Linked DNA regions of Homo sapiens: all the other regions are linked to region 4. The links are chromatin contacts, found by Hi-C or POLR2A ChIA-PET in ENCODE. All regions are on one chromosome and are shown on one strand. Each heading gives the region's core, a stretch centred on a gene start or an enhancer-like site at or near the end of the contact. The rest is flanking DNA. Distances are from core to core; before and after follow the strand shown.

What was found. A loop is a pair of places that touch in the nucleus more often than their neighbours do. ChIA-PET counts read pairs that join two places held with the same protein, here RNA polymerase II (POLR2A). Pooled maps may share reads with other maps.
Region 1: a loop to region 4 is called in a pooled map, with 4 times the contacts of the local background. The contact joins the enhancer-like site here to the promoter of C12orf75 in region 4. A Hi-C loop is called at or near these places in 2 of 37 single-sample maps with no recorded cell type and 8 of 50 pooled maps. POLR2A ChIA-PET finds 5 or more read pairs at or near these places in 1 of 52 experiments (activated CD8-positive, alpha-beta memory T cell).
Region 2: a loop to region 4 is called in a pooled map, with 4 times the contacts of the local background. The contact joins the enhancer-like site here to the promoter of C12orf75 in region 4. A Hi-C loop is called at or near these places in 2 of 37 single-sample maps with no recorded cell type and 4 of 50 pooled maps.
Region 3: a pooled map shows a loop between it and region 4 (2.0-fold over the local background). The contact joins the enhancer-like site here to the promoter of C12orf75 in region 4. A Hi-C loop is called at or near these places in 2 of 37 single-sample maps with no recorded cell type and 7 of 50 pooled maps. POLR2A ChIA-PET finds 5 or more read pairs at or near these places in 1 of 52 experiments (activated CD8-positive, alpha-beta memory T cell).
Region 5: a pooled map shows a loop between it and region 4 (8-fold over the local background). The contact joins the promoter of CHST11 here to the promoter of C12orf75 in region 4. A Hi-C loop is called at or near these places in 1 of 37 single-sample maps with no recorded cell type and 9 of 50 pooled maps. POLR2A ChIA-PET finds 5 or more read pairs at or near these places in 2 of 52 experiments (T-cell and activated CD4-positive, alpha-beta T cell).
Region 6: a map of OCI-LY7 shows a loop between it and region 4 (3-fold over the local background). The contact joins the enhancer-like site here to the promoter of C12orf75 in region 4. A Hi-C loop is called at or near these places in 1 of 168 maps with a recorded cell type or tissue (OCI-LY7), 3 of 37 single-sample maps with no recorded cell type and 3 of 50 pooled maps. POLR2A ChIA-PET finds 5 or more read pairs at or near these places in 1 of 52 experiments (activated CD4-positive, alpha-beta T cell).

What each region holds. Positions count from the first base shown.
Region 1 is chr12:104,669,858-104,674,101 of GRCh38, reverse strand. All of the region lies in intron 2 of CHST11 (carbohydrate sulfotransferase 11), which reads right to left. Among named protein-coding and RNA genes, the nearest start is that of MIR3922, 80 kb to the right of the region's middle. RefSeq lists an enhancer at 2,087-2,691. Within about 2 kb of position 2,306, at least 31 of the 41 ENCODE cell types and tissues checked have a DNase peak (open chromatin) inside an H3K27ac peak, as active enhancers do.
Region 2 is chr12:104,578,001-104,581,922 of GRCh38, reverse strand. The region is part of intron 1 of CHST11 (carbohydrate sulfotransferase 11); the gene reads right to left. Among named protein-coding and RNA genes, the nearest start is that of MIR3922, 12 kb to the left of the region's middle. RefSeq lists an enhancer at 1,699-1,808. Within about 2 kb of position 1,649, at least 3 of the 41 ENCODE cell types and tissues checked have a DNase peak (open chromatin) inside an H3K27ac peak, as active enhancers do.
Region 3 is chr12:104,694,246-104,698,613 of GRCh38, reverse strand. All of the region lies in intron 2 of CHST11 (carbohydrate sulfotransferase 11), which reads right to left. Among named protein-coding and RNA genes, the nearest start is that of MIR3922, 100 kb to the right of the region's middle. RefSeq lists an enhancer at 2,753-2,892. Within about 2 kb of position 2,838, at least 8 of the 41 ENCODE cell types and tissues checked have a DNase peak (open chromatin) inside an H3K27ac peak, as active enhancers do.
Region 4 is chr12:105,328,123-105,332,231 of GRCh38, reverse strand. C12orf75 (chromosome 12 open reading frame 75) reads right to left here and starts at 1,541. Exons shown (of 6, transcript NM_001145199.2): 1 at 1,295-1,541. The coding sequence starts at 1,340. RefSeq lists an enhancer at 1-459 and silencers at 1,116-1,215, 1,246-1,905.
Region 5 is chr12:104,454,960-104,459,276 of GRCh38, reverse strand. CHST11 (carbohydrate sulfotransferase 11) reads right to left here and starts at 2,329. Exons shown (of 3, transcript NM_018413.6): 1 at 1,748-2,329. The coding sequence starts at 1,865. RefSeq lists silencers at 791-850, 1,011-1,150, 1,741-2,020, 2,061-2,230, 2,311-2,440 and enhancers at 1,541-1,590, 2,511-2,590, 2,611-2,660.
Region 6 is chr12:104,477,037-104,480,986 of GRCh38, reverse strand. The region is part of intron 1 of CHST11 (carbohydrate sulfotransferase 11); the gene reads right to left. Among named protein-coding and RNA genes, the nearest start is that of CHST11, 22 kb to the right of the region's middle. RefSeq lists an enhancer at 2,217-2,266. Within about 2 kb of position 2,431, at least 10 of the 41 ENCODE cell types and tissues checked have a DNase peak (open chromatin) inside an H3K27ac peak, as active enhancers do; they include OCI-LY7, where a contact is called at or near this core.

The sequences.
Region 1 (4,244 bases), core at 1,057-3,556, 660 kb after region 4:
AGTCTGAAATGTACAGCCTTATCTGTGCTGGAAACTGCAGAGAAATCAGACTCAGGGGAGGAAATCGACTAAAACTAAGTGCAGGCCATTCAACAGAGGCCGGGAGAGCTGACAGCAGAGGAAAACCGAGCAGCCATAAAGACACGGGCAGGGAAGAAAGATGCCACCAACGTCTGTGGAGAGGCAAGACTGTAACATGCTGCCTTCTCACTGCTCAGCCAACGTGGATTGATGCAGAACATGTGTCACGAGGCTGACCACATTTAATCTTTCAGCAGCCCTTCCAGGGAATGTTCTGCCAGACTCAGAGAGGTTAAGGAACTTGCCCAAGGTCACACGGCAACAAATTCCAAGTGATTTTAAGTAGGTCGAAAAGTCGAAACAAACGGTTTGTGAATGTGCTGTGCTACATGTTAAATGAGTTGTCTAGGACAGTCTCATTGCCTGGGGTAGCTTCCAATGATGATTATGATGCCATGATGATAATCACCATAAGAATGGTTGATATTTATGGAGTGCTTTGCTAATTGCCAGATAGCACTCGAAGCACTGTACTTACATGAACTCATTTAATGCTCATAACAAACCTATGGGTAGGTACTATTATCATTCCCATTTTACAGGTGAAGAAACTGAGGCCCAAAGAGGGTAAGTTACTTGTCCAAGTCAAATAGCTAAAAATAGGTGTCACCACATGTGTATTTTTGAGAAAATGCTCTAGGCTCACCCTAGAAAGCCTCAAGTCAGTGTTAATCCATGTAACAAACCATTCCATTAACAGGTACAGTAGGCTGAATGGTACCTCCCCAAAAGATAGGTCCACATCCAAATTCCCAGAATCTGGGAATGTGACCTTCTCTGGATAAACGGTCTTTGCAGATGTGATTAAGCTAAGGATCTTGAGATTATCCTGGAGTGTGTGGGTAGGCCCTAAATATTAATGACGTGTCTTTATAAGAGACAAAAAAGAAGACAGAAGAGGGGGCAGCAACGTGTACATGGAGCAGAGAGATGGGGCCCCAAGCCAAGGAGTTTGGCAACTGGGAGAGGCAAATAATAAATCTTCCCTTAGAGTCTCCAGAGGGAGTACAGCTTTGCTGACACCTTGATTTTGGACTTCTGGCCTCCAGAACTGGGAAAGAATACATTTCTGTTGTTTTAAGCCACCTGGTCTGTGGTGATTCATTATGGCAGCCTCAGAAATGGTGGGGCAGGTATGGCCAAGCATCAGGGTTTCAGAGTAATCCTCACGCCTGGGTGTCTGAGTGGTGGCAGCAGGAGAACAGAGGTGCCATGCGGGAGGCATGTGAAATCTGGGGGAGGCTCTTGGCTTGGAAAGTGTAGGAGGGAGAGTCACAGTCAGAATCACGAGCCAGTTTTCCAGCCAAGAAGGCTGCCCAGCAGAGCATACGCTTGTTGCCATGCACTGAGCTGCCCGTCATGGTGAGTAATCTTGCCCCATTGGGAGGTTACTCCTCCCGAGGTCCCTTTGGAGGTGGTGAAGCCAACCATCCTCACATGTTCTATTCCTGAAAGAGGCCAGGGCCAGGCCAGCTTCCAGCTCTCAGAAACACCTGCTCGTGGAATCAATGGCCACAAGGCATGGGATAGCTGATAAAGGGGTTTTCCTTCAAAGTTTTTCATTCTCTGCAGTATTTTGGCAGAATTTGCCAGAAAGCAGAAAGCAATGGTCTCTTTATTCTCCATTTCTGGAGCTATCTGCTCCTTTCGCCCCTCTCTGCAAAGACACTTGCCACAAGACAGCTGGACAGCCGGGCCCCTAATGGAGTCCTGCACACACATCACTCACACGAGCCATTACTCCGCAAGCCAGAGCTGACCTTGGGGAGAGAGGGACAATCCCCTCTCTCCCACACGGTCCACCCCCCTGTGCAGGCCAGACAGGTCTCAGGGAGGTAGGTTTCCAGAAAACGCGCTTCCCTGACATTCCTGGGCATTTTCATTGTCAGGGATGGAGAACTCGAGCTACCCAAATTGTATCAAAACATCTGAAGTCAGAGCAGAAATCTTAATGCTCCTTCCTCCAGGGCTGATCATTACAATATTCCTTAATGGGTAGGACATGGTCACTGACGGGTCAGAAGGAATGCTGCCTGGGAACTGTGCCAAGGCCTCCTGCCAAGTGCCAGTTTTGCCCCATCCCCCAACCACACCCCAGTTATGGAGAGGAAACTGATGAGTCACTGGCCGATTTGCTAACTTCAGTGTCCCAATGCCACACGCCTACAAGGTGACAAAGGGGGTTTCCATTTGGCTGTTGAAAGCCTCTTCTCACATTATGCAAGAAGAGGGCTGGGGGCGGGGAGGAGAGAGAGACAGAGAGAGAGAGAAAAAGAGAGAGAAAGATAGAGATTGGGTAAAATGTCTAAAATTCAAATCATAAGTTCAAGGGGGACTTTCTGTAAGTAAAGGAATCTTTGGTGAATAAAGTATCACCTCACTTTAAACAGTGGCTTTGCTCACACTGTAGGCGTTCTCTAGGCTGCCTGAGATAACTGTCCTGGCCCGTTTGCTGCGAAACCTGTGGGGGAAGCGACAGGACTTCCTAGACCGATCACAGTGCAGTGGGCTAAGAGCTTCCATGATCAAAACCATGATCGCGCTGGTAACAGTAATGATCAGTAGACAGGCATTCCAAGCACTTGATGTGGCTCTCCTCATCGAATATTCTTAACAACCCTAAGAATCAGGGCAAATACTGACCCCACTCTGCAAATGGGGAAATGAAGGCACAGCAAAACCAAATAACTTGCAGAGCCAAGATTTCAACCAAGCAGCCCTGCTCCAGGCTTTTCCCTACCACCCACACCCCATGCTTAGGATCACGGGCGCAGCAAGAAGCCGTGTCCAGTCAGACTGGAGATCACAAGAGGCTTTGCGGAGGAGGGTGTGCCCATGGCCAGCAGACTAGCTGTCAGCTAAAAGGAAAAGGTCATCTGCTCCCACCCCGTGTTAATGAGAAAAGCTAAAACTAGCCATTCTCTACCATCTCATCTCCAGTATTCCAATCTGGTGATTATGTTTTCAGCTCTGAACATGATCTTAGGGCTTCTCACCTGCCCAACACCCTCAGAAGGCAGGGCAGGAAATCCATATGTGGGAAATCAAAGAAACTGAAAAGGCAGAAGCAGAAACACAAAGCTGGAAAAGAGTGTGTGTGTGAGTGTGCATGTATGTGCATGTATGTATGTGTGTGTTTCTGTTGGTGTATATGTATAGGTGTGGGGGGTATGTGTGGGAGTGTGTGTGAGAATGTATGTGTGGGTGTGTGTTTATGTGGGGTGTGTGTGAGAGTGTATGTGTGGGTGTGTATTGGTTTGTGTATGTGAGGGGTATGTGTGGGAGTGTGTGTGTATATGTGGTGTGTATGTATGATGTGTGTGTATGCAGGGGTATGTGTGAGAGTATATTTGTGTGTGTGTGGGTATGTGTGGGAGAGTGTGCATGAGTGTGAGTGCGTGTGTATGGATGTGTTTGTGTGGGAGTGTGTGTATGAGTGTGAGTGCATGTGTGGGTGTGTATGTGTGGGAGTGTGTGTGTAAGTGTGAGTGCATGTGTGTATGGATGTGTTTGTGTGAGTGTGTATGAGTGTGAGTGTGTGTGTGTGTGGGTCTGAACATATGCACTTGCACATGTGTATATGCTCCATGAAGGAGGCTATGTTGGGGGTGGGTGGAGGAAATGGAGGCAGTTCATGGACGGTCTGGAATAGAAAAGCGGGGAAGGACCACCCTGCCCTGGGTGCCGTGCAGAGGCAGAGATTGCTGGTGGATTCAGAGTGGTGGGGAAGCCCCTTGGTTTTGAGGACTCGCTCTGCTACAGCCCTGTTAGCATCCTAAGGACTGAGGAAGTTGGGAGACCACAAGGCCTCTGTGGGCTGCTCTCACCAGAGTGCACCTGGCCAGGGTGGACCCCCCTTCCTCCCTCTCCCTGTGAGGCCAGCAGGCCCTGCAGCAGGCGGTGTGGAGTCCAGATTCTTCTGACTCTCTTGGCAAGCTTCCGCCTCTGTCCAGCTGTTGGCTTAGGTGAAGCTTTAGGAAAGCGAGAGGGGAAAAGGGAACTTAGATTTATTAAGGGCCTCCTCTAAACTAACATTTGTTGAGTTGAGCAATTTCTATGTGCTAAGCACAAGTATTTGATATGCATCAACTCAGTTCTCTTGCCACCTTTTGAGGGATTGGCTATTATTCCTGACTGAAGGTGAATCAACTGACAAAACGGAA
Region 2 (3,922 bases), core at 400-2,899, 750 kb after region 4:
ACTTCTCTTCCTTTTTCTTTTAGTTTGCTACAAGTTGAATGCTTTGTTTTCCAAGCCAAGACAAATCTCCTCAAATTCAAATGGCAAAGTGCCACAGCATCAAAATGCCCTGTGCCTTCTGAGGCTTGCTAAGATGCAGGGAGGCAGCTCCAGGGTAACAGGCCCTTTGAGACCACCTGTGCCCGAGCCACTCCTCACACAGCCAAGGTCACTGCCCTGGATGTCATGAACAGCTGGGGAAGTCTCTGTCAGGTTAGACAGAGGTAGTGGGTCTTCAGCAGTACCCAGAAAGACCCTCCCCACCCTCCTGCCCACCAAATAACTGCCTCAGCCCTCACTGAGGCCAGAAATCCCAGGCAGTGTTCCTTTAAATCAACGGTTTCCAGTCACTCGACAATGTTTGGCCACTACATCAAATCATAACCAGCTTTCTCAAAGTCTGAAAAACTACAAGAAGTTGTGGTTCAAATAAATAAATAGGGATAAATTTTCCTCAATTATCAAGCTTTCTCCCATAAAACTTTGTTAAACAGTTGACACAGCTGTGCTTGAATCATAAACACAGATATACATATATAAACATAGATAGTACTAATATCTCAACAAATATTAGTATGTCATGAAGACTTCCAGATATCTGCCACCTGGCCAAGCTTGAGGTTGTTCCCCCAGCAGAAGCTAATGCAAGTCAACACCCTGAAGCTAATGAAGGCCAACACCCTTGGGATCAGAGTCCAAAGTCCTCAAGGATAAGGATGCAAGAAGCATCCATTTATCAGAGGTTCTACTCAGAAAAGGCTGATGGGAGAAGTAGCTCCTGCATGTCCAAGGTCAGGAGTTCAGGGACAGAAATCAGGACAGAACAGGAGGGCCAGAAAAACACCAGAAAAGGCAGAAAAGGCACTCAGATTTTTGCCTTTCACTTTGTCCTGATCTCAATAAACATCAATATTCAAGGCTTCACTTGCTTTTCACGATGAGTGTATTGGAACTGAAAGTTCTGAGACAATTATAAGAAATATGAAAACCCAGGCTAGGTGCAGTGGCTCATGCTTTTAATCCCAGCACTTTGGGAAGCCAAGGCAGGAGGATTGCTTGAGGCCAGGAGTTCAAGACCAGCCTGGACTTGAAACCCCGTCTCTACAAAAAAAGAAAACAAGAAATATGAAAATTCCCCTTCCTTCCAACTGAAGTATGGAGCCTCAGAAGACTGAGCACCCATTTCTTGACAAAATCCTCCTGGCCCAGCTATATCCTAGAAGTAAATTACAACAAGTAGAGAGAAAAAATTGGGCTCCCAAACTTCCAGGAAGCTTTGCATGGGGCACAATCCTAGCTGTTATAGAGGTTGAAAGTTAAGTTACATATTTTTCTACCATTCTCTGATTGTGTCTGACATACTGAATATTCATTTATTTTGCCTTTAATTTATCCATAATCGACATGTCTACCATGCATGAGGGCTTAAAGCTCCACTGAAATAAATTACATCCCATGGTATTTAGAAACAGGCAGCCTAACATCTAATCTAATTGACCTAATTAACCCTTTTCTTAAATGCCCATGCTTTACTATATCAGCCAGAGCATACAGTGAACGCTTTTGGCTTTATTGTGGCTGAACAATATTAGAAACTTTAGTCAAATCCAGAACCCAATCTTTAGTTTCAATTTCCTTTCGTACTCCAGCTCAAGCCTGAAATCTTCCTTCTTGTAAACAAAAACCACAAAAGATATTCTATCCCCCATTCCCCAAATGTAGGGGGAAAGTCACAAATGATGTCTGGCTTCAATCCCCTAATGAACTAGCTGAAGGGCCTTGAAAGCAAAAAGACGACGCTTTTATTGAAAGTTCAGGCCTTTTTCTTCAAATGTCCATTAGAATAAAAGGGACTGGTAACTTAGGGATGATCTTATGTGATCATTGTCCACAGTCTTCAATTATAAGCAATGATTCTGTGTGCTCCTTGATGACCAAAGCTGGTGGAGAGTACGGTAATTAACCCAGATGATTCAGAAGCAGCAGAGGATCCAATGCATCACTTCTGGTCATCTTGATACTGCTAGACCTTAGACATTTAGCTTTTATCTCCAATTACATTTTGGCTTAAACAGTTATTCAAATTACCTTCCATCTGTGGGATACAAGCTGGTTGGGTGTAGTGGGTCTACACAATTAGAGCGGGCAACAGATTTAAAGCAGGCAATGTGTGGATGTGCCCTCCCCTGCCGGGCTGCTGAGGAATACACCCCGGGGAGAGGGGCGGCGCATCCACACATTGACAAATGAAAGTTACCCACGTTACCATGTATCATTCTCTTGAAATTACATTTGAGATAAAACAGTAAGATAGTAGCCCATTTCTGACATGGGAATGATAATAACGAATGCCTGTTTCATTGTCTGTTCCGACATGTGCTCCACACTCATCTTCAGTGTCCCTCATTTTAAAGATGAGAAATCCAAGGTCAGGGAGGTTAAGTGATGCCCCCAAGGTCACAAGATCAATCGCTGGCATCTCCACTCTATTGATGCAACAAAAATGGAGGCTGGGCAACATCAAGTGACTTGTCCAGGGACAAGAGCAAAGTGGTGGGGCAAAGACTTCAACCCAGGTAAATTGGACCCAAGTCTAGTCTTATTCCCTCTACACAACAACTGCCTCCCACATGAAGGCTAAAAAGAAAGAGCAGATATTCACTGAGCAACCACATGGTACTAGGAGCCCAGGAATGGAGGAGGGGAAACAGACCCAACCCTCGCCAAGCTTAAAGAGCAAGCAGAGCTTCTGCTCTTCTTCAAGCATCTCTCTCTCATTGCTTAAGGGTAACAAGGAAACAGGGGCATGTAACCAAGCCCTTTGATAAGTACCTGGGCACCTTCTCATGGCTTCTTCTGGTCAAAGACAGCATCAAGTTGCTTTTTGTTGCTACTTTGAGTAGGACCAGGCCCAAAATAGGCCCTCAACAAACATTTTGCATTACGTGAGTTAATTAATCCAGCTTTGAAGCTGAGACAACTGCATGTCACAAGAGCCTAACATTTTCCTAGCTTTTACCTGAGAACATGAGGGGTTTGGCTCTCACATGGCAGTCTATCTCCAATTAACACTGTTGGCTTTTCACAGCCTCCTCAAGAATTCCTATCTCTCTATCTCCAATTAACACTGTTGGCTTTTGCCTCCTCAAGAATTCCTGTCTCAGAGAGCTTGCTGAGCGCTTTCCATGGCTTACATGTGAATCACTTTTCACACTGCAAGGACAGTGACTAAATAGTATCAGACAGGACTTAGGGATTCTGGGACAGAATAAACCACGCCAGAAAGCCGATGACTCAATTCTCCACTTTTCAACTCGTGCTGTCATCCCAGAGAGACAGCCAACGGACCCAGCGCTCTCATCACAATAGAGGCAGGGGGTTCTGAAAATGCAACCAGAAAGATAAAGATCTTAGGAAAGACACTCAAACAGAAAGATCTGCTCAGAGCCAAAGATTGATTCTACCCAAATGCAGGAAAAGAAAAATGGAGAAGTCACCAAATCTATAAATGATTTTCGGAAGAATATTCAATTCAGGAAAACTTATCGTTAGGTGTATTATATTACAAGGCATCTAGTTCAACGGAACTCGGGGTTCAACGACTGGGAAGATCCGAGCAGTGGCAAGTCAATGGGTCTGGAGACCAGGAAGTCAGTGATGGGCTGAGATCCTAACCAGCGATGTGACCTCAGGTCAGAACCACCCCCTGTTGCTGGGTCTTGATATCCTCATCTATAAATAAGGGGGGATTTAGTCTATATAAGATTCCTTCCGGCTGCAAAATTCACTACTTCTGCACCTCCCAGTCCACTCCCTTCTACCGCTGTGAAGTTCACCAAAATTCCACTGGCACCGTGCTCCAGCCCTGAACAGGCTGGCTTTT
Region 3 (4,368 bases), core at 1,589-4,088, 630 kb after region 4:
ACATTCACCAATATGCTTTAATTGAATGCCTTCTGTATACCAGACACAGCCCTTAGCCCTGAGACTACAGAGATGGGTGAGAACTTTGGAATTACAGAGCGCGCACTGTAGCTGAAGAGACAGGTGATGATAGGTAGATAACTCTACGGAAGCAGACAAGGAAAAAGATAGTCCTGCACTGGAGCCCGAGGAAAGCTCCCTGGGTAAGAACTGAGCTTACCAAGTGACTTCTAGGTGACAGGAAAGTGTTTCACAAGTAGAGACAGGGAACATTGGCAGAGGGAGCAAGAACATTGTCATCAAGTGCTTGGAGTCATGTGGGTGAGGAGGTGGAGAAGATGGAGATGATGCTGGAGAAATGGGTTGAGGTTGGGATGATGAAATGCCTTGATGGCCAGGCTAAGGCATTTGGGTTGGGTTCTGCAGGTAATGAGAGGCCATAGCAACAGTTACAGGGGTGCACTGAACAGGGCTCCAGTCAATGATGGATGAATAAATGGCTTGATATGTGACTGCATGAAATAAACATGCTGATGCATTCAACTAGGGGACATTGACGCCAGGAGACCAGTAAGGACACAGGGCACCCATCCAGGCAAGAGATGAGTAATGAGGCTTGGACCAGGTGCTGACAGCAGATGGGAGAAGAGGCCCAAATATTCTTAAATGACCCAGGTAAGAAAGTCAAGACTTGGTCAAAAATGCCATAGGAAGTCGCCCTTTACTTGGCAAAGGCTGACATGCCATGCCACTGTGCATGGTCCCAGGAAAAGAAAAGAAAAGTGCTCCTGAGTCCAGAATCTCCAGGAGCCCTGAGGAAAGATGATGTTGAACTCTGGGATTTACAAAGCATTCCTTTTCATGGGCAGGTCATGCCACTTCTGAGCAAGCTCCTTGTTTTAAATTTTCTTATTTTTTTCAATGGAGAGGCCACTTAGTTGGGAAGAAATACAAAACATCTGTGTGTTAGGGTGCTCCAGAGGAACAGAATCAGTAGGATATATAAGACATATATAAGAGGAGGTTTATTATGGAAATTGACTCGTGTGATTATGGAGGCTGTGAAGTCCCATGATATGTCATTGGCAAGCTGGAGAACCAGGAAAGCTGGTGGTGAGATTCAGTCTGGATACGAGGGCCGGAGAACCAGGAGCTCCGACGTCCCAGCTCAAGAAAAGAGAGAATTGGCCCTTCCTCCACCTTTTTGTTTGATCCAAGGCCTCAAGTGATTGGAAGGATGCCCGGCCACACTGGAGAGGAAGCTCTTCTTTACTCAGTCTACTGATTCAAAGACTAATCTCTTCCAGAAACACCCTCACAGACACACCCAGAAATAATGTTTTACCAGTTATCTGGGCATCCCTTAATCCAGTCACATTGTCACAAAAAATTAACTATCACAATATGTCAACACGAAGCAGTGAGGAGGACCCAGGGAAATCGGGGTCCCCATCCACTGCTGGCGGGTGTCCTGAGACACACACTATAGGGACACACTTATACTTGTGCATCTGAAGGCAGACATGCACCAGGATGCTTTGATCAATGTTATTCATAATGATAAAAAAATGGAAGCAATTTATCTGTCTACCTATAGGTAGATACATAAATAGAATGCAATATAATCATATGATGGAACATGATACAGTAATTGGAACAGACTGAGGGATCCACAGGGCTGGACATCAAAACACATAGTTGTACAGAACAGGCAAATTGAAGAGTAATATATTCAGTATGATAGCACCTACATAAATTATGAAAACATAAACCTGTGTTGCATATTGTATCTGGGTCCAGATATAGGAGTCACAGTATAAAACAAACACTGGAATTTATATTGTAAATTCATAAGAGGTTGAGAGGCAGGGATGAAGGGGAGAAGAGGAGATTCAAAAGAGATTTCTACCTTGGTGATGGTTTGTTTATTTTATTTTATTCTTTTTTTGAGACCGAGTCTCACTCTGTTGCTCAGGCTGGAGTGCAGTACCGTGATCTCGGCTCACTTCAACCTCTGCCTTCCCGGTTCAAGCAATTCTCCTGCCTCAGCCTCCCATGTAGCTGGGAGTACAGGTGTACAGGTGTGCACCACCACGCCCAGCTATGTTTTTTTTTTTTTTTTTTTTTTTTTGTATTTTTAGCAGAGTCGGGGTTTCACCATGTTGGCCAGGCTGGTCTTGAATTCCTGACCTCAAGTAATCCGCCCGCCTCAGCCTCCCAAAGTGCTGCGATTACAGGCGTGAGCCACCGTGCCTGACCCTGATGGTTTATTTCTATTATATAGGCAGATCTATAAAAGATCTGAAGCAAATATGCCACAATGTTACATTTGTGAATTCAGGATGGTGAGTAAAAAGTGTTTATTATATCATCTGCTGCACTTTATCTTCAAAAATTTCCCAAGTAGACAAAAGGAAAAAAGAAAAAAGGTAGGGTGGGTGGGAGCCAAACAGAAGGCTTGGAAACCATTTCTGTGCTCTTTGCACAGCAAAGGGAGCATGCAGATGGCGAGTTAACATACCTAGGAGGCTCCCCTGGGGTTTAATGTTGCATTGTGTACCCTCAGAACGACTGCTCAGCAAAGGCAAAATAAACACATTTCCTGTGCTTCCCTTTCTCAGCTCCGCAGCCCTGCCAAAGTGGGGGTGGGAGGGTCACATCATTTATTTACACAAGGTCCTCTTTATATGGACACCTCCAATAACGTTATTCATCGGGTTGGCTCCTCCAGGGCTGCCCCACTGTTCCCAGCAGGCCAGGAGTGTGACTTCACGGTGAAGCGTCACGTCCAAGTTACTCTGTACGTGGCAATGCCAGCTACCCACAAGAAAGGAGGGCTGTGAAGGGGGAGCTGGGGCCGCTTCTGGGTAATGGATTTCCCCCGCCCCCATTTCTGGCAAAGAGCTCTGTGGTCACAGAATTAAAAAAATCTATCAATTGTAAGCTAAGGCACATGCTGGGTGGAAGTGAGAGTGAGGGAACCTATTCTTATCACTAGCTCTGAGGTAAGATAGAAATGTCTGGAAGCTCCCCGCTTGCAGCTGGGAACTGTGCCTTAGTCATCTTTATGTTTCCATGGCTTTGCACAAAGTAGGTGCTCAGGAAATGCTTGTTCAATAAGCAAACCACAAGGACACATACACACACACACACACACACACACACACTCATTGTGTTGTGAATTGTGTTTTCATGAGTTTTCTTTCTCTTCACAGACAGTGTCATCTAATGGTTAAGGATGTTGATTCTGGAACCAAACTGCCTAATTCTAGGAACAGACACAAAACCTCTACCTCAGTGCCTTCAAACTATCAGGCCTTGGAGGGGGCTGAGCTGAGGCCCTCCCCACAATAGCTGGCACATAAGGAGCATTCGAGGAATGTTGGCAATTTCCAAATTTAGTCTCAGGGCAAGCCAGTTGGGAAGGCAACACCATGTCCATCTTACAGATGGGACAGCTGAGGCTCAAAGAAATCCTGTTGCTTGTGAAAGGCCACACGTGTTCCTGCCAAATGATGATGCCAGGATCTGAAGGCAGGGTGTCAAGCTTCGGAGAACCCCCCAGCATCCCCTGTGGCTCCATTTCTCAACAGCTGACTCAAGGACCAACAGATCTTTCTTGGCTGCTGTGTTTTCTACCCAGCAAAGGGTCCGGTGGGAACCCCCTCAGCCAAATGGGAGCCACTGACTTCTGTGGGGCCCAGAATCTGACTCAGGCCCAGGGAAATCTGATTCCCACGTCAAAGCTCAGGACTCGGAGCTGCACTGGTTCCGAACACAGAGCAGGCATAAAGTTCTGATGCCAGAAGAAGGCAGGAAACTCCAACGAGCTTTAATCACTCTCCCATCACGAACAGCTCTAGTGACAGCTTGGCCTTTCTATCCCAGGAGTTCAAAGAGTTTCCATCGTTCATTCTCACAAAGGCCCATGTCCCCTCTGCCTCGTTCCTGCTTCACTTTATTGAAGTAACTGTGACCCCAGATAGAATCCTGGCAGGTGACCCAGGTGAAGTCACCCGCTTCGTTAAACTCATTCCCTCCACTAATGCAGCGTCAAAACAGGGGGCTGTGCTCTTGACCACACCCAGGTTTTTTAAGAAAATGACCACAAAAACAAAACAAAACCAAAAAACACATTCAAAAAACATTTTTTTCAAAAGTGGCATCTTGGCCACCTTTGAACTCCGGGGCCTGGTGCAGCGCCCAGTGCAGGATAAGTGTTTGATGAATGCTGAGTAAGAGGAATGAGAAGGCAGCTAACAGCAGCCCTGAGAAGCAGTGCTATTACCCACATTCCACAGGATCAGGAAACAGATTCAGAGAGGTTAAGTGGCTTGGCTGGGGCTGGACTGCGGCTGGAGAGTGGAG
Region 4 (4,109 bases), core at 292-2,791:
CCTAGTAGACTGAGACACAATTTGAGTGCGGGGTGTGGCCCTGACATTGTTTCATACAAGCAGAGCTTTCTGGCCACAGGCAGGTTTGAAGCCCGTCTGCCCTCATTAGCATAAGGTGCTACACTAACCTTCCCCACTGTTAAATGAATCTAAAAAGTTCGCTCTCCTGTGGCTCTCTGCATTGTCACCAGGACAGGATTTAATTCAAGACTCAAATTGAGTCTTAAACTCCATTTTTTACCGGCGTCTGGGTTAAGGGATGTGACAGGCCCAAGGTTACAAAGTCATTGCCAGGGCCTCCACAGCCGCCTAGGAAATACCGCAGCCTCTGACTGCTGTTTGCATTTGCTGGTTAGGCTAGGATGTGGCATCTGGTTGACTTCAATTGGAGGAGATAGGAGCTCTTTATCCAAAAGGACACTGAAATAGGTCAGCAGTTATTACTCAAAACAGATCCAGGGTACCTTAAATCCCGAGACATAGGCAGGGTGAAATAGAAGGGTGAGTTTTGGCAAAAGTCACTTGACACAAAGCCTGGCTGGCCCGGGGAAGCTAGAAGACCTTGCCTGCCAATCAACATGAAGTGGTATAAAAAGAAGTTTCTATTTGTGTGTGTGTGTGTGTGTGTGTGTGTGTGTGTTTAATGAAAAGTATCTTAACAGACTGTTAATAATAAAGCTCTGTCTCACATATGTAAAACATCCTTACTGCTGCAGCTTCTCAGAGAAATCCTAAGAGCAGCCCAGCCGGTCTTCGGCATCAAGGCAGACACAGATGCGTTTTTGCAGCTCTGCTTCTAGTTCTCCCCAACCCCACTCCCACCCTTCCCCGCTTCCTGCCCCACCACCACTGCCCGAAAAGTCCTGTCTTGCTCTGCTGCACTTTTCCAGGTGCAGCGCCTTGGTTCCGAGGAGATGGGGGAGAGGCCTGGAGGAGCAAGTGTGGGAGGTGGGGGAGCGGCCGGGGACCACGTCCGGGAATCCTCTCCCCCAGGAGAGCCCTGAGACCCGCCAGCTGCAGGTGAGCCCCGGCGGCTGCAGGGGAGCCCGCGACAGTCCTCCCCGCGCTCCCTCGGCAGAGACGCCCCGCAGGCTCGACTGCTCCAGGCGCAACCGCCCCCGCGCGGGGGACTTGCCACGCTTTCGGTCTTTCCAGAAACGGGCGGTCTGCTCCTGTCCCGAAAATGGGGACGGGGAGAGGGGGCTGCGCGCCCCCCACCCAAGATCCCTGCACCCTTCCTTCCCGCCGCCTCTCCCGCCCGCCCCCGCCGGCCCCCGCCTCCCGCCGGACTCACCTTGGCCCGCGCCCGCGCTGGTGGCGGTGGAGTTCCCGCAGCCCATCGCGCAGCCGGCCGGGGAAGCCGCGCTCCGGAGCTCTCGGCCGCGGGTCCTGGGGGCGGAGACCCAGACGAAGGGCGGCGCACCCCGAGCGGGAGGCTGACGGGGCCGCGAGGGGCCAGGAACCGAGTGGGGGCCGCCCCCTCCCACCGCCGGGAGACGCGGCCCGGGGCGCAGCGGGCTGCGGGCTGCCGGGCGGAAACCACCCGGCACCCCTCGCCCCGGCCCCGCCCCGCCCGGGGACCCGCCGGACCCACCCGTCGCCCCAGCAACCTCGGCACTGGCCAATCCCCAGCCTCCTGCGCGCTTCGCGGTCGGCCATTGGTCGTTATTACGAGGGGCGGGAGTTTAAAGTGGGCCCCGGGGCGAGGGAGCGGCAAGGGGCGTGGCCGGCGCAGCGGGGTGGGGGTGCCCACCTGCCCACCCTCAGCATCCTCCTCGCCTTGTCTTTGCTTTTCTTTCCTCACTTCCCCTCCCTGCCCCAGGATGTGGGGAGGAGAGGAAGTAGCAGGGGGCACCCTGCACAGTGGACGCCCAATAAATGCTATTGACTGAATGTTGTGCAGGTCTGAAGCCAAAACCGAAATCCCCAGCTGCTTTAACAGAAGGCCAACGCAGCTCTGTTCCCCATACGCACTGCCTGGCAAAAGTTCTTCCCCAGATTGGTCATCTTGACCTATTCCTCTTTAAAACAAATGTCTGCAACGATTTCAATAACTTGGATTCAGGACCTCCTCTCTGATAAATGAGAGAACTGTGGATGGGCACGGTGCTGTACGTTTCAACATGATAGTTGGGCCAGCGTTACTGCAGTCAGACTGTCTGAGTTAAAGTCTTCGTTCTGCCCCGTGATAGCTGCGTGACCTCAGGAAAGTAACTTAACCCATTGGGTACATCCCTTGTTTCACCTATAAAATGACAGTAACTCAGGTACATATAAAGTACCTAACAAAGTTCCCTATCTTTAGTAAATATCAGCTATTATCATTATTATTATTAACTCTAATAGAAATGAATACAAATTCCTTAAAGGGAAAGACTATCTGATTTTTCATAGCGTCCTCCTGGCTTGTAATACAGACTCACTAAATGTTTTGTGAGGTGACTTCAAGCCAGGAATTAAAGCTCCATTTTAAATTCACTTAATATTTGTAGGGAGCCTAGCCTGTGCCAAGTCCTTTGTTAAGTTCCGGGGATACAAATATGTGGGAGACAGTCTAACCAGGCAGATAGATTAAAATAAATTAATTACAATATAGAAGGAATGTTAACAGAGGAATACAGGTGCCATAGAGTCCCAGAGGATGCTGGGATGCTAGTTAAAAGACTTGCCTAAGGCCAGGCATGGTAGCTTACACCTGTAAACTAGCACTTTGGGAGGCTGACACGGGCGGATCACGAGGTCAGGAGTTCGAGACCAGCCTAACATGGTGAAACCCTGTCTCTACTAAAAATACAAAGATTAATTGGGTGTGGTGGCATACACCTGTAATCCCAGCTACTTAAGAGGCTGAGGCAAGAGAATCACTTGAACCTGAGAGGTGGAGGTTGCAGTGGGCCGAGATAGCACCACTGCACTCAAGCCTGGGTGACAAAGCGAGATTCTGTCTCAAAAAAACAAAACAAAACAAAAAAAAAACAGACTTCCCTGAAACCATACTGTTGTGTTTACATAAAAATAAAAATATGAACCAGAATCAAGGACTTGGCAGGTTTTTGAACATGGCCTTTGAGGCAATGGTGCGTTCTATCATTCAGGATGCAAAATATACAGCATTCTCCATTTGAAAATTAGCTGTGGTAGCCATGTGCTGAGAGGATAATTAATTCTTGGATAAATAAAGGCATTTTTTAGTTGACTTCTAGAAGTACTGCTTCTCTACCAGCCTGTGCTGTCTTGGTTCAGTGTCCATCCTAATACATAGCCAGAACTGGGGAAAAGGGAACTATCAAGTAGCCGAAAGATATTCTCCTGCTTATTTCTGTGCTGACACTAGACTCCAGCCTTAGGACACTTGTAAGAGACAGAAAATGGACCTTGACACCTAGAAACTGGCCTAGAAGCTGTGACACTCAACAGCTGGGCCTTTGCATTCTCCTGTTAAACACAGTTGCATAGAACACCAATATCACACAAGGCCACTCTATAAACTATGAAATGAGACAAAAAACAAGGTGACTCGGTAATCTTGTCTAAGTGCTGACAAAAACAAGGTCATTGTGCAAACCCCCAAAACACCAAACATCTCCCCATCCTGCCTGATAGGATTGTCTGCTGCTGCTTTACCAGTTATGGTTTTAGCCCTGTTCTTGTCTTCCTGCCTAGAGATGAGGTTCATTAAGAATCTCTAATCATAGAATTGTCCCTGCTTCCTGACAATATCCAATGTAGAAAAAAAAAAAAGTTCTGCTTCCTTAAATCCCAACCAAAATCACCTATTATGAACCTAAATCCTGTAGGTTCTTTTCTAACACTCACTTACTGAGATATCTCATGGTTCCTCGTAGTGTGCATTCTGCCCTATAATGTTATAGATTATGTGATCTATCCATTATTTCAACAAGCACTATTGAGTATCACCTTAAGAGCTCCAGCCATGAGGACTTACCTGTTGGGTACAATGTACACTATTTGGGTGATGGTTACACTAAAAGCCCAGACTTCACCACCACCCAATACATCCGTGTAACAAAAATGCACTTGTACCCCCAATCTGTTTTTAAAGTGCCAGCCACTCTTCTAAATGTTTGAGAGACAGCAGTGAACAAGAG
Region 5 (4,317 bases), core at 1,080-3,579, 870 kb after region 4:
GCACTCTGAGATACCCCTGGCTGTCTGGCCCTGCCCACTGCAACCAAGGCCTGCCTGCCGGAATGCAAGCCAGGTCCATTTTTAAATTCCTTTATAAGTTTCACAACCGCAGGTTTGGGTGAGGAGACAAACACCGCTGTAGTTTGCTGACATTAAACTAAAAATACCCAGCTGCAAACAAAAGCCATCTTTAACAGGGCTGGCTCGGACGTCCTGAGGTTACATGTGGTAGAGTCGGACCATATCCTTGGCAGTGTGGCTGCCTTAACAACTGCTCCAGACCGAGTGGGGCAAAGGGGCCGTCTGTCCCTGCGCTGTCAAGGAATCTGCAGCCTGCAGCCCTGCCTGTTTGATGGAAAGAACAGCTTTATTCCTCTGCCATCGACCCAAACGCAGGCTTGATGAATTCGGGACTGCGTCTGTTTAAAGTGTTAGATACACAGTGAAAGGAGAAGGCGGGAGGCAAAAATGAAAAACACCAACCCCACTTCCCTGGAAGGAAATGCGTTTCCACCTCCCTCCTCCTTGCAATTAGAAAAGCAAATTATTGCTGTGACTACGCTGAGAAAGGCAACTCGGAGGCGTAGAAAATGGATTTCTGAGCCAACGTGGCCCGGCAGGGGGCTGCTAAGGGAGGGTAAAAGGGAGCAGGGGAGCCACGGCTTGGCGGGGAGACCCGCGTTACCCGGAAGGCTTCTCGGAACGTTCTACCTGTTGGGCTTCGCAGCCGAGCTGCTCACCCCCGGCCGCCGCGCTCGAGGGCGCCCCTCCCTCTCCAGAACCCAAACTTTCCCTCGCACCCCTAGGAAGCGACGAGCCTCGTCCCTCCCCCAGTCCAGATTTCGGACGTGGAACTTTGCCTGAGCCACAAGGGACCGGAGGAATGGGGTTCATTCCCACGCCGCCCGGGGGATTCCCGTTGCTCGGATCCCAGAAGTGGGGGATGCAAACGGACGGTCAGCCCAGGACCTGGCCAAAGTTTCCTCCAAAACTGCAGTGGTCAAGGCGTGACCCAGGAGCTCGGAGTTTCCAGCTCAGGGCTGGGGGCTGGAGCAGGCCCCGGGGCACCAGCCGCAAGGTCACTGCGGAGCCGGACCCCGGGGGCAAACGGCCGGCGCGTGGTGGAGGGGCAACGCTGGGCACCCGACCACTCTCCACACCTGCTCAGCTCTGCGCGGAGCCCGGGACACGTGGGAGCCCAGTCCCGGGCTCCCAGCCTGCTGCAGGGACTCGCAACCTCGCCGGGGCGTACACCCTTCGCCCCCGGCCCGGCAACCAGGAAGAGGCGGCTCGCCCGGGCGCAGAGCAGCCGGCTCCGGGTAACTCTTTCATCCTCCGACCTCGGCAGCAGCAGGGAGGGAGTTTCGTTCTCCTCAAACCAGCCCCTCACCCCCGGTTGCTTCCCACACCTCTCCGTTTCCCTGCTACCTCGCAGACAGACAGACAAGGGACACAAAGAAAAAAAGAAGAAGAAAAAAAAAAAAAAAAAAACTACCGCCCCTCCTGGTCCCATCCTCCAGCCCGGAGCCGGTAGGAAGAAGAGGGCGAAGCACACCTTCCCTTCTCCTCCCCATCCCGACGCGGTGACCCGGGTAGATCTGGGCAGCCAGGAGCTCTGGGCAGCCAGGAGCCCCGAAGAGGCCGAAGGCGGAGAGGTAGGGTTGGAAGAGGCAGAAATCAGGCGGAGCGAGCTAGAGCGCGAGAGAGAAGAAAATATCCAACAAAACCACGCTAACGCGCCCCCTACCTGGGTGCAACATACTTTGGAAATAGAAGATGACCAGGATAAAGGATCCCAAGCAAGTGGCCAGCACCATCCGGCAGATTCTGTTCATCCTCATCACTTCCAGCAGCGCTGGCTTCATGGCTTTGTCCTGGCTGCGGGGACCGGGGTGTCCGGGAAGCGCGCCCGGGGCGCAGGAGCAGGGACCCCGCCGCGCGGACCGGAGCCCGGGAGGCGCGGGGCAGAGCTGAGCAAGGCTCAGAGGGAGGATCGGAGTCGCTTCGCGGCCGCTCTCGGAGCCCCCAGCCCGGGCAGGGGTGTGGAAGGTGCCGGAGTTGGTCTGGAAGTGCTGAGATGCGTGGACCCGCTGGCTGCGCGCTCCTGCTCCTCCTCCTCGCCGCTCCGCCGCCTCCTCCGATCCCGCCGGCGGCCGCCGCTGCCTGGTCGCGGGCCGGGCGGCTGGGGTGCGAGCGGTGATGGTGGTGCCGCCGCCGCTGCCGCTGCGCTGGCCGCTGTGGCTGTCCGACGGGCCCTCTCCCTTCTCTCCAAAGGCTACTTCATTGCGCTCCAACGATCTATATATTCCGGGGCTGGGTTTTACCAAATGCAACTCGCGGCCCCCGGCGAGGGGAGGGCGCCTGCGGAGAGCCGGGAGGAGGGAGGGACCCTAGCGCCGGGGCGGAGCGTCGCGCTCCCCCCGCCCCTACCCGGGATATGGTCGCGTCCAGCTGTTGCCCGGGGAGTGCGGTGTGCGCGCCGCGCTCCCGCAGGGTCCCAAAAGCCCTCAGTCCCCGGCCGGGCTCGGCCGCCGTCTGGAGGTTGTGTCAGCGTTTCCATGACAAAACCCGGAGGAAAAAAAGACGAAGAAAATCGCCTCGGTGCTGCCACCCACCCCCGCCAGCGTTTGGAGAGGGAAGTGGCAAGCAGCGGGCTGGGTCTCGGAGGGAAGAATTAAGGGTTAGGGGGTTTCTGGTGGCTGGCAATTATTTAAAATCCCTGGGCGACGTAGCGGGGAAGTTGCCCCAAACCCCCAGGGAGCGAGTGCCCATTTTCCGACGCTCAGAACTGGGCGGTTTCGTTTTTCTTTCAAAGGACAGCCCAGCTTGGGAGTCGGGGTTAAAGAGGGCTGACTTAAAGTCAGGGTTAAGGAAACTGCACGACCCTCGGGTCAGGCGACAGCTGAGCTTTCCCGGGGACTTATACAGACAGAATCTCTGACACCCACCATCACCACCATTCCTCAAGGCAAAAGGGATCTGTGGGTTGCAAAACTCTGCTACCCCAAAGGGTAGAGCATCCTCCAAATTATTCAAAATTAACAGCAGTCTTAGCTGGGAGGGGGTGAGAAAATGCCCCTAGGAAGCCACCTCAACCAAGTCCAGAAAACTGCTGGAAAAGCCAAGCCAGCCATAGCACTGGCAGGTACATGGAAAGATGGTGCTGCTTTCTTGTATTGTGTAGAATGACTTCCAGTTTCCAATTCCATGCATTTAGGCTGTTTCACAATCAATAAAGTGGACACAGCCAATAGTGTAGGGATCACTCGTATGTCAGGGAAAAAAAAAATGTTAGTTAGACTAACCTTTGTGCCTTATCAAGTCATTACTAATTCAATTAAAAATGAAATAAGATACTGTGTCTTTCAATGCCTCTCACAAAATAGGCATTTGATAAATTCTTATTGAATCTGAATGTAATGGGCCTTATCCTCCCCTCGATAGACAGAGACACAACTTGCAGTTAGACACATGCAACAAAAACCACCTGGGCAACCTCAGTTCCCTTCCCCCAGAGTTCTCCTCCAGCAGTTGCATGGTGGGGAAAGTAACAAACTCAGCAGCCTTGCCTTTGATTACAGAAGACAATCAAAGCACAATATTTATGTAGCCGGTGTGCGCTGTATTAATTTGGACTTACCTGTGAATAAGTTGCTTGCTCAAGGAAGCCAGGCTGAACAAGCTTCAGACAGAGTCGTTCTCCAGTGATTCTTCTGCTCTGGTGATAGGAGATCAGGAATGGGAGTTGCACTGCACCCTCCCCACCTCCCCACCATCATCACTAAGAAAGGGGATTCCTTGCAGAGGGCATGGCTTAGATGGGCATTTGCACAAAGCCTTTGCCTGGAATATAAGTCTCTCATTTAACACTTGGCTTTACAGAGCCAGGGAGGGGAAGGGATTTACTCCCAGGTCACCCAAGTGACCTCTCACCTCATAGGCCAAAGACTTCAGTTACCTGCCCCAAAGCCTGGACATGCACAAGGCAGTTTGGGAAGTCACAGGGTCAAGGAAGAGATCAGAAGTCCAATTCCCTGTGAGTCACAGAGATCATGGAGTTGGCCCACATGGTGGGGGAGGATGGTGAATCATGCCCAACATCCATTCTTGCATTCCCACAATCAGGAACCTGCCCAAACACAGTGAGGATTAAGGCTGTGACACATAAGCTACCACCTCTCCCAAGAAGTCTTTGCTGTTTTCTCACCTGAAATTGCAACTTTCCTCCTCTGCGCTGTGAGCACTAGGTCCAAACCTCTTTTGGGCCACTGTACCCACTAGGCTGAACTCCTTCCTGGAGATCCAAGTTGTCTTCAT
Region 6 (3,950 bases), core at 1,182-3,681, 850 kb after region 4:
ACTGGAAAGAATCCCTACTGGGTCAAGGCAAGAAATGTGTTCCTTCAGACTGCAGTATTTTCCCAGGACTGCTATAACAAAGTGCCACAAACTTGGTGGCTTAATACAATAGAAATGTATTCCTTCATGGTTCTGGAGACCACAAGTCCAAAATCAAGATGTTGGCAGGCCCATCCATGCCCTCTCTGAGGCCTCTAGAGAAGGATCCTTTCTTGTTTCTTCCAGCTTCTGGTGGCTCCTGGCATTCCTTGGCTCATGGCAGCATCAATCCAGTCTCTGCCTCCATTATCACACGGTCTTATGTGTGTTTCTGTGTCTCTTCTCCTCTTATAATAAGGACGCTAGTCATATTGGATTAAGGGCACACTGTCCTCTAATATGACTTCATCTTTTTTTTTTTTTTTTTTTTGAGATGGAATCTTGCTCTGTAGCCCAGGCTGGGGTGCAGTGGCACGATCTCAGCTCACTGCAACCTCCGCCTCCCAGGTTTAAGCAATTCTCCTGCCTCAGCCTCCTGAGTAGCTGGGATTACAGGCACCCGCCACCATGCCCAGCTAATTTTTTGTATTTTTTAGTAGAGACGGGGTTTCACCATCTTGGCCAGGCTGGTCTCAAACTCCTGACCTCGTGATCCACCCACCTCAGCCTCCCAAAGTGCTGGGATTACAGGTGGGAGCCACTGCACCTGGTTGACTTCATCTTAACTAACTATATTTGCAATGCCCCTATTTCCAAGTCAAGTCACATTCTGAGGTTCCAGGAAGAACATGAATTTGGAGGGGGGGGCGGGGACACTATCAACTCAGTGCACTGACTAAGCAGATGTTTATGAAAGATAGGCCTGAATTCAACAGGGGCTCAGAGCACTGACCAACTAAAGTATAGAACCTTTTGCAGCAGAACTCCTGGTTGACCCCCAATATCCATTCTCTGTCTTCCTTTAGAATAAAGAAAACACAAGTTTAGCACATGACCACACGGAATGAAGACTACCTTTCCCAGCCTCCCCCACAGACATAAATGGCTGGAGCTAAGTGAGATTTAAGCAAAAGTGATGGATCCAAGGGGAATGCCCTCCGCTGGACCTCTCTCCCTCTTCCCACTGGCAGGAAGGCAGACATGGTGGTGAGCCATCTTCAACAAGTGGCATGCATACATGAGAAAAATATGTCCTGTGGCTTCTTCAAGCCATAGGAACACATTTGTCTTCTAGCAACAGGAGGTAAACAGAATCAAAAGTTCATGCGGCCATTTTCAGTCCAAATAGGTTTTCCTAGTGGCAAAAAACTTCCTAGCATACTACCTACTACCTAAGAGTGCAAGACTTTTTAAAATCTAATTATATATTTTTTACCTCTTGCCTCTCTTGGTTGTTATTCATCAGAAAAACAAGATCTGATGCCTGTCTTGGATAAGAGCATCTCCAGTTTTCTTTCTCTCACTCCCAACCTTACTCTCAAACTGGGCATGTGATCCCGGCCACACCAATGAGATTTGCTCACTCAACAGATTTTTACTGAACACTTGCTGTAGGACAGGCACCGTTCTAGGAGCTGGGGATGACAGTAAACAAAATATAAAAATCCCTGCCCTTAAGAACTTTACATTCCAGAACTTTTGTGGAAACTGCTGGAAAAAAGAAGTACTCTCTCTTTCTACTGGGACTGCTGAAAGGCTAGGATGGAGGCTGGAACCGCAGGCAGCCATCTTGCCACCATGAGGAGACAGACACAGCATGAACAATCACATGCTAGGGTGCTTGGTCTCTGCCACACTGAGTTTGGCTCAGTTCCCTGAGCCAAAAAAAAGGGGGGGCCCTTTTTTTTTGCTTAAACCAATTTGAGTTGGGTTGGGAAAGGAAGGAGTTGCATCCAATTTCTACCAATACGTTAAGAGTCCCTCAGAAAGATATCTGAGGCAAGTTTGGAAATGCCAAGTAAAGACAGGTGACTCTTTTGAAAACGGCTTTTCCTTGGACATGCCTTGGACATGCACTGTTTAAAGGCTCCTTCCATGTTGTCATTTCCAGTTTTAAAAACCTCCTTTTCAATAACCCCCTAGAATGAAGGCACCAGTTCACTGCCTCTCCCACTATGTGTTAAGAACCAAACCATGTCATCTCATCCCCCAAATGACCAGAGACTAGATGGTTCCAGTCACCTCCTGAAGCTCTTGAAATTGCCTGCCACTGCTGCTGATGGCCACAGGGAACACCACCTTTATTTCCCAAAAGGCTAAATCCCACCGGTTTTCCTCAAGGTAGTGACTGGGCCCCAACATTTCTGATAATTGCTTTCCTTCCCAGGCAAGCACCTCCATGCTCTGGGGCCCCGTGAATACTCAGCTGTTAACAGGAACAGCCTGAACTAGACTTACAGATAACCGAAGCTAACTGACCACATCCTACTTAACAGGAAACCTAATAGACAGCTATTTTAGACTTATTCTCACTTCCCCTCATCCGCTTCCATCTCGGCACTCTGCTGCTGGGAAGTCAGGGTGTACATAAAAGAGACTATGGGGAAGGGGTCAGTGGAGACTCCAGAATTCAGATATAAAAAGGCTTAGGGACGTGGACCTGGTGGAAGAGAGGTGCTGGCACTGCATTCACGTGGCAAACATCACATTTTTACTTACAGTGTATTTTGGGGTCTCTGGTATGGGCTAGTGGAAATCATTTTTTTAATGTTTAAGAAAAGAAAATAATAAAATTAAAATATACCCAGGCCTTCCTTCTGGAGATATAAGTAACAGAAATACTACACAGGAAGCTCCATCTGCCGTGTGTGTTTGTGTGTGTGTGTGTAACGATCAGCAATGTCTTTCACTTTTGCAAGAAGAAAGATACAGTTTGAGTTATGGGTTTGCTTTGGTTTTTCTCTCCCTGTCTCCCACCCCCACTTCCTGTTAGGGGGGTTGCTTCCCAAACTTGAGAGCCCCATCAACACACAGCTCCCTGGAGAGGCTTCATTCTCAGGGTGCTGCCAGCCATCACCCTTCTTAGAGTCATAGGAGACATGTGAAGAGCTCTTAGACCTTCTCACTAAATGAACTTCCTCATAACTGAATTCCTTTCTCCAATCAGTTGAGGACAATTGAGTGCACAATGCCTCCTAGAGCTATCATTGTGTCTTTCCAACTGCAGAGCAATTGTTCATTTTCCTTTCAGCTCAAGGATCGTTCCTTGTCTTAGTCCATTTGGACTGCTATATCAAAATATCCTGCACTAGGTGGCTTGTAAACTACAGAAATTTATTGCTCAAACAGTTCTGGAGGCTGGAAAGTCCAAGATCGAGGCACTGGCAGATTTGGTGTCTGGAAAGGTCCCACTTCCTGGTTCTCACTGTGTCCTCCCATGGCACAAGAGGTGAGGGTCTCTCTGGGGTCTCTTTTATAAGGGCACTAATCCCATTCATGAGGGCTCCCTCATGACCTAATCACGTCCCAAAGACCACCACCTTCTAAGAGCCTCATATTGGGGATTAGGTTTCAACACATGAATTAGGGAGAGACGCAGCATTCAGACAATAGGGTTTCTCCATATGTTTTTCCTCCTAAATCACAAAAAGAAATTTTTCTCGCAGATGCCAGCCCACGCTTTGCAGAGAGAAGTTCTTATTAGAGCACTTTGAGTCAGATGAGCCAGGGCATCCGAGCTCCACCAACTACTAGCTGGGTTACTTTAAGTTAATTACAAAACTTCTCTGAGTCCCACCTAAAAATGAGGATGAGGCCAGTTCTCCTCGCCAGGCTGTGGAGAAGACTAAATGATTTAACACCTGTAATGGGTACCTAGTGAGTAGCAGTGAAAATGTATCTTTTCATTGAATTTGAATCCTAAGGATGATCTATTATAGGACTCTTGGACAGGCACTGAGGGTATGGAGGTGGCTTTACAGCAAGCTACTTGTCCATTCATGAATCCCCCTATCCCTGGAAGCCCATTAATA